Regions from separate parts of the Homo sapiens genome. Here region 1 is linked to region 2. Evidence: chromatin contacts called from ENCODE Hi-C or POLR2A ChIA-PET data. All regions are on one chromosome and are shown on one strand. Each heading gives the region's core, a stretch centred on a gene start or an enhancer-like site at or near the end of the contact. The rest is flanking DNA. Distances are from core to core; before and after follow the strand shown. Region 1 holds the start of USP51 (ubiquitin specific peptidase 51). Region 2 holds the start of HUWE1 (HECT, UBA and WWE domain containing E3 ubiquitin protein ligase 1).

Region 1 (3,737 bases), core at 374-2,873, 1.8 Mb before region 2:
ATTCCTATGCATTTCCCGATGTGGACCTCAGGCAGGGACTCTGGCTTACTTGCTTTTGTGCCCAGTTTTGTTTGGCTGTATATTCATAGTGCCCAGTGCAGCAGTAGGTGCTCTTTACATATCTGCTGAATAAACCAATCTAGGTAGGGCTGGCATTCTCATGATTCTGATTTTGCACAGGAGAAAGCGAAGGCTCAGAAGACAGAAGTATTTATAAATTGTGCCCTGCCTCCCTGCCTGCATAAAGGGTGCAGGGCTGTCTCAGAGCAGCTGGGATCCAAGCCACAGGTGGCACAGCTAGCAAATGACTGACTCAGCATTTCCTTCTAGGGCTGCTAACCCAGAGTGGAGCAACTCTTTGCTTAGCTGTGGCTGAGAAAATGCCCTTCCCTAGGGGAGAAAAAGCACGTTTTCCTGCACAAGCCAGTCTATAATTCCAAAGCACTTTCCCTCCGGGTGCTAGTATGTGACTGAGATATGGTCGAATCTAAACCAAGTCACAAAATCAGTGATATCCATTGTGCGGAGGTATCCACTAGATGCCACTGCCAAGTTAAGAGAGCTGAATCCTAATCGTGAGGTTTTGAGGGGAGGTGTGTGACTTTCTCAGAGAGATTAAATGTAGCATTAAACATCCGCTGTAATAAACCGTAATTTTCTTGGGATTGGACCGGAAGGGCAACAAGCCCTGGAGATAGCTTTCCTCCGGGTTGTCGCCTTGGATGCCGGATCTGTCAAAGAAAAGGAAAAGTCTCCTGGCGTATGGACTTCAGGACACAAACAGTTGTATCTTGTGCTTCTCCCAGCACAATCTAGCGCTATAATGCACCTATGGCATCTTTGTTGAATACATGCTCCTGTATATGGACTGCCTAGGATGGATGATCGGGTGAACTGAGCCATAACTTTGAGAGAGCTTTGAAAGAGAAAGGCATTCTCTTCTCCTCTACTCTGCATCAGGAGTTGTTCTCTATGCTGATTTTCAGGAGCGGACTGAAAAAAGAGGTGTGACAGATAAAGCTCGCCAAAAAGGTCTTTTACTTGATATATACTATGACTCAGTGTTCACATTGGGCTAGGGTTATTATTTCAATTTCTCTTTAAAAATTGACACAACTAAGGCTCAGAGAAGTTAAGTGTTTTATCCGAGGTCACACAGCAAGCATGTGCCTGGGCTCAGGTCTCTCTGAGCCTGAGCCCTTGCTTATGCTTCCTCCCCTGCACATTCTGGGATAATCTCTCTCTCTTTCTCTCTCTCTCTCTCCCTCCCTCCCTCCGTCAACTCCCAGAGACCAGGCTCTGACAGGATCCTGAGGGATTCCTGCCAGAGGGTTGCCATCTCTGGAAGCCCCCACCCCCACGCCGGGTGAATCTTTTTTTCTGTGGAGTGCGGGCCTGGAGCTAGGTGAGGCCTGAGCCTCCATTTCAGGGGCTTTCTGTAGAATCTGTTGCTGCTGTTGCCTCCAGCAGAGTCTGTTTCAGGAAGAGGTTTGCCTGCCTGCGCGGGACAGCGGTGCCATTCATCACTGCAGGAGGGCAGAATCCGGGGTTGGGGGCCGCACGTCGAGAGGGGAGGGGCCAGGGGGCGGCCCCCTTGTGACCAGCCCTGAGGAGAGGTCAGGAGAGAAGGCTGGCTGAGGAGCGCCTGGACAGCAGCAGTTGCTGACGTTCTATATCACGCGCCTGGGGCCCAAGGTAACCCAGACCTTTAAACAAACTGCCGGGCTGGGGGTGTTGCGGGGGCAGGAGAGGGAAAAGGGAGCGGAGACTTCGGGGGTCGCGCGAGGATAGTGGTGGCCATAGAGGTGGCAAATGCGTGAAGGGAGGGAGTAGTAATCCGAATTCTAGGAGAAATCATAGGAATTGAAGTCGCAGAAGCAAGAAAAGGGGTGTGAGAGCACAAGCGCGAAAAAGCGTGAGAGGGCGCAAGAGCTGGGTGGACCGAAAGTGCGCTGAGGGGCAACGGCTTAGAGTGGAACACACCGGGTCACAGAAGTATAGGTTAGGTAGAAACAGAGGGACACTTTCTTCCTGTGAGTTCATTTTCCAAAAGTGCGTCCTTTCAGCCATTTTGGAGAGAAAATGTTGACCCAAGTGTTTTTTAGGATACAGGGAAAGAACGTCAGAGGAAGCTGCACCAAAGCGAGGCTGCGCAGGGCGCAAAAAAGCAGTCAGAGGGTGGCGCCTTTTTTAAAGAAGTTTCCATCCTTTCTGTCCTAAAGCTCAGGCCGTTCCCCACCCCCACCGCTCGCTAGCCTTCTGTTCCCAGTCCCCTGGCATGATCTGATCGCCTTTGAAGCAGGTAACCGCCTCGGTCTCCCCATCAGCTCCAGGGGCCTCTCAGTTGAGTGGGTGGAGCCGACAGAAGCCGCGGGCTGAGCTCAAGGGCCGATGGGAGGGGTCCTGGGGGCGCTAACTGCGCACCGCGGCCATGACGCTGGGCAGATCATTCACAGAAGTCTCTGTCTCCTTTCATCTACAGTCGCAGCTGTTTTCCAGACGCCTTGCTCCTCAGGTCGGGGAGTGATCTGATGGCCCAGGTTCGAGAAACTTCTTTGCCCTCCGGCTCTGGGGTCCGCTGGATCTCCGGAGGTGGGGGAGGAGCCTCTCCTGAGGAGGCGGTTGAGAAGGCGGGGAAAATGGAGGAGGCGGCGGCGGGGGCTACGAAGGCGTCTTCGAGACGTGAAGCCGAGGAGATGAAGCTGGAGCCATTACAAGAGCGTGAGCCCGCGCCGGAGGAGAACTTGACGTGGAGCAGCAGCGGCGGCGACGAGAAGGTGCTCCCTTCAATCCCCCTTCGCTGTCACAGCAGCTCCTCGCCCGTTTGCCCGCGCCGCAAGCCCCGCCCTCGGCCCCAGCCCCGGGCCCGCTCCCGCAGCCAGCCTGGGCTCTCGGCCCCACCCCCGCCTCCAGCCCGGCCCCCGCCCCCGCCGCCACCCCCGCCCCCACCCGCACCGCGGCCCAGGGCCTGGCGTGGATCCCGGCGCAGATCCCGGCCTGGGTCCAGGCCTCAGACACGGAGAAGCTGCTCTGGTGACCTAGACGGGTCGGGGGATCCTGGCGGCTTAGGGGACTGGTTGCTGGAGGTCGAGTTTGGTCAGGGTCCCACAGGCTGCTCTCATGTGGAGAGCTTTAAAGTAGGTAAGAACTGGCAGAAGAACCTGAGGTTGATCTACCAGCGTTTCGTTTGGAGTGGGACCCCAGAGACTAGGAAACGTAAAGCAAAGTCATGCATCTGTCACGTATGTAGTACCCATATGAACAGACTCCACTCTTGTCTCTCCTGTGTCTTTTTTGGCTGCTTCACTGAGAAACATATTCACAAACATGCAGAAACAAAGCAGCACCATTTAGCTGTAGACCTTTATCATGGGGTCATATATTGCTTCATGTGTAAGGATTATGTATATGACAAAGACATAGAACAGATTGCCAAAGAAACAAAAGAAAAAATTTTGAGATTATTAACTTCCACCTCAACAGATGTTTCTCATCAACAGTTTATGACATCAGGGTTTGAAGACAAGCAATCAACCTGTGAGACAAAGGAACAGGAGCCAAAATTGGTGAAACCCAAGAAAAAGAGAAGAAAAAAGTCAGTCTATACTGTAGGCCTGAGAGGGCTAATCAATCTTGGGAACACTTGTTTTATGAATTGTATTGTCCAGGCACTTACCCATATTCCTCTACTGAAAGATTTCTTCCTCTCTGACAAGCACAAATGTATAATGACAAGC
Region 2 (3,604 bases), core at 87-2,586:
GAATGTAAGGGGAACTTTAAATTTATCCGTGTTTTACAATAATCATGTGTAATTAGGAAACCAATTTTAAAATGAAAAAAGAACAACCGAAGTTAATTACATGCTAAAGAAAGTATAGCTTCATGTTGCCACTAAATGTTACAGATGGGCCGGGTCTTTCGCCTGTAATCCCAGCGCTTTGGGAGGCCGAGGCGGGTGAACTGCTTGAGCCTAAGAGTTTGAGACCAGCCTGGCAACATAGTGAGACCCCGCCTCTACAAAAAATAAAAAGTTATCCAGGCGTGGTGGCGCATACCTGGAGGCCCAGCTACTTGGGAGACTGTAGGCAGGCAGGAGGATCCTTGAGCCCAGGAGGTCGAGGCTGCAGTGAGTCGTGACCGTGCCACTGCACTTCACCCTGGGTGACAGAGTGATGCTTTGTCTCAAAAAAAAAAAATTGTAAAAATATTCAATGAAACAGTGTATCTCGAAGGGGCCCTGTACATCTCCTGAGATCATATACAAAATTTTATGTGTAAGTATATATTGGGGTGGGGGACCCATTCATTAGATTCTCAATTCGAGGGATGAACCACTGCTCTGGAGGGCTGGAATTAGAGAAGTGGAGGGTATAATCACAGTTTTTATTTCCTCGATGTCTCAGGAGTTCTTTTAATAGTGCTTTTGTCTTTAAATACTAAATTAATACATACTTTTTATTAAAAATTGAAACCTTATCGAAGTAGCTAGAGTTCCAAGTCAAAGTTCTTCGCCCCTCCAATGTCGTCCGCAGCCCACAATAATTAAGTAGGGTTAACAGGTGATCTCCCACCAGGTCCTTTTTATTCCCATGTATTTACAGATGCAGATCCTCTACAGGATCCTTGTCAATCGCACTGCCGTTCCAAATAATTAAAGGAGGAAAAAAGAATGTTTATTGAGGGCTTACTATGTGCCTGAAGTGTTTTAAGGGTTTGCTCGCGTGAACTCTGGGTGGTCGGCTTCCCACGTCGTCTCCCACCCTCCGCTCTGGGTCCAGCCTTGCCCTCTTGCCCCACACTCCCCATTCTTCACAAGGCATCTGGCGAGGTCGTTAATTTTTAAAGGTAAATCAGATCAAATCATGTTCCCTTCCGCGGCTTCCACCGTGCCTCGAATCAAATCCCAATTCTTAGCGACCCTATCATCCTCTATGGTTGCATTTACTGGGCCTTGGGTAGCTCAGGCGCGGTCCCCTGCAAGGGACCCGACTTCACCGCGGAGGGAGCTCCCTCCCGAGGGGCAGGGGCGGGGCTTCGCTTGCGGTGGGTGGAGCCCCAAATCGAGTTTGAGCTGAGCCGAAGCGAGGAGGCTTTCGACTGAGGGCTAGCGAGGGGAGCAGGGCTGGAGCAGGGCTGGAGCAGGGCTGGAGCAGGGCTGAAGCAGGGCTGAAGCAGGGCCGCGGACCCCGCACGCTCCTGCGGGCCCCGCGGAGCCATTGCGGCCGAGGTGAGCGTCTATCCCTGGGCTGGAGGGCGAGCTCTGTACGCGCGGCCGTTCTCGGTTTCTCGCGGGTGGCAGTGGCGAGGTTGGGGGGGGAGTTCCCACGGGACCCTGCGCGGAGGCGCGGAGGTGGCGGCCTTGGGGAGCCTGCGGGAAAGGCTGCTGGAGGGGCAGGGCGGCCTGCCCCAACCCTCCCTGAACCCCGCCTCCTCTCCCCTCCCCCAGGCCTCGGCAGGCGCCAGCGGAGAGCTAGCCGCATCTTCGGGGGCAGCCCGGCAGCTGCCGGCGGCGCGGCGAGAGAGCGGCTGACAGAGGGGATGCGAGGTACCGGCATTAGCCATGGCCAAGTGGCCCTAAAGAGAGAGTAGAGGCCGGGCCTTCAGCGTTTCTCACTGGTTCGAGGAAGGCGGCCTCAGAGGAGAGGGAAGGTGAGGGGCGGGCAGGCAGGCTTCGCGGGTAACTACTAGGCGTTGCATATATATGTTTTGATATCTAAATGGTACTACACACACACACACATTCATTTCGACTAACTGCTTGTTTAAAAATCTGAGAATATGTCTTGTAGATCTTCTTATATCCGGGAATCCAAATTTATGTTGGGTTTTAAACAGCTGCATTGTATGATTGTACTACAGTTTATTTAACCATTTCCCGATTGATATACATTAGCTTGTTTCTCTGTTGGGGGAGGGAGGGGACTATTACAAGCAATGCCATAATGAATGGGTTTGTGTATATGTATCATGCCATGTATGAGTATTTCTGTAGGAGAAATTCTTAGAAGAGTAACCGCTGGGTCAGGGTGTATATGCATTTTGAATTTTGATAGATTTGTCCAAATTGCCTTCCCAAAAGCCTGTACTAATTTACACTCTTTAATGTTGTGCGAGAGTGCCTATTTTTCCACAGTTATGCCAACACGTATTATCAATCTTTGTAATTTTAGCCAATTTAAAGGGCAAAAAAATCGTATGTCATTGTTTTCATTTGCATTTCCCTGATTACTGGCGAAATTGATCATATTTTTGTTTGTAAATAGGCAAATATCAATAGTTTATATAGGCAGTTTTCCTATCTATAAGCAATAAGCATTTTGAAATTTTAATAATAAAAAACCTGTTCGCAATAGCAAGAGAAACGAATAAAAATACCTAGAAGTAAACTATAAAACTTTATTGACGAATACCATAAAAGAACATCTGCATGAAAAGAGAAGGAATACTATGCTTCTGAATAAGAAGGCTCAATATTTTAGTGATGTCCATTTTTCCTATATTGGTTTATACAGTTGATGCAATTTCAATAAATATACCAAGTTTTTTTGGAACTTACTATGATTCTAAAGTTCATCCGGGGGAAAAAAATGGCTAAGAATAACTGAAAAAAAATATTTTAAAACGTAAGTAAAGATAGGGATATTTGTACTACTGGCTATTAAAATGTACTCTAAAGGAACTATTTAAATTAGAACGGACAGAACAATGCATTAGAATGGAAAAGCCCACAAATCAAGCCAGATTGGATCCCAAGATTTATTGGAGAAACACTGTTGGCTAGACGTGGAAAAACTGCCATATTAAAAGCTTCAGGCATTTCCCCCCATCCCCGAAGCTTGAATATTCCTTTGAGGGCAGACTCCTTTGTTTGGAGAAAACCACTTTATTGGATCTTTTTGGTTATGCCAAGGTAAAGCTTCAGTAGTTAAAATTGGTGGCTTTGGAACTAGAACTAATGATATGGCCTTTAGTTAGATTAAGATGGATTCAGGTTAGCCTGCAGTGCGGCGAGGGAAGGAGTCTGGATAATGTAGGTTTAAAAATTTTTTTCCCTATCTAATGGGCAAAAAATGTTATGTCATTGTTTTCATTTGCATTTGTGTGCTTACTGTGAGATTGAACGTCTTTTAAATGTTAGTCCAGGATAATATGTTATTCCTGGAGACAGGTAACAATGGGGGACTCTTTGCTCCGCTTCCAGAATGGAGTTTGGCTAATTGGTACAGCCTTGCCCGGAAGCGTGAGAATAAACAGGTTGACTTTTTAAATTTTCCTCAAGCACTAGGCTCTAGACACCTAGATCGGGGGCGGAGGCAGTTTTCAGGACATGGCCGAGATTTGGCGCTGAGCTGTGTCATCGCGAG

Evidence for each region. Hi-C counts contacts between places; a loop is a spot of excess contacts on that map. ChIA-PET counts read pairs that join two places held with the same protein, here RNA polymerase II (POLR2A). Pooled maps may share reads with other maps.
Region 1: a pooled map shows a loop between it and region 2 (4-fold over the local background). The contact joins the promoter of USP51 here to the promoter of HUWE1 in region 2. A Hi-C loop is called at or near these places in 6 of 50 pooled maps. POLR2A ChIA-PET finds 5 or more read pairs at or near these places in 2 of 52 experiments (CD4-positive, alpha-beta T cell and CD4-positive, alpha-beta memory T cell).

The regions. Positions count from the first base shown.
Region 1 is chrX:55,487,734-55,491,470 of GRCh38, reverse strand. It overlaps USP51 (ubiquitin specific peptidase 51), which reads left to right and starts at 1,623. Exons shown (of 3, transcript NM_201286.4): 1 at 1,623-1,695; 2 at 2,106-2,302; 3 at 2,483-3,737. The coding sequence starts at 2,532. LOC101928692 (a long non-coding RNA gene) reads right to left here and starts at 2,530. Exons shown (of 2, transcript XR_244468.5): 1 at 2,425-2,530; 2 at 1-1,606. RefSeq lists silencers at 1,431-1,540, 2,861-2,940 and enhancers at 1,931-2,030, 2,251-2,690, 2,208-3,067.
Region 2 is chrX:53,684,451-53,688,054 of GRCh38, reverse strand. It overlaps HUWE1 (HECT, UBA and WWE domain containing E3 ubiquitin protein ligase 1), which reads left to right and starts at 1,336. Exons shown (of 84, transcript NM_031407.7): 1 at 1,336-1,467; 2 at 1,687-1,785. RefSeq lists silencers at 1,155-1,329, 1,403-1,702 and an enhancer at 1,913-1,992.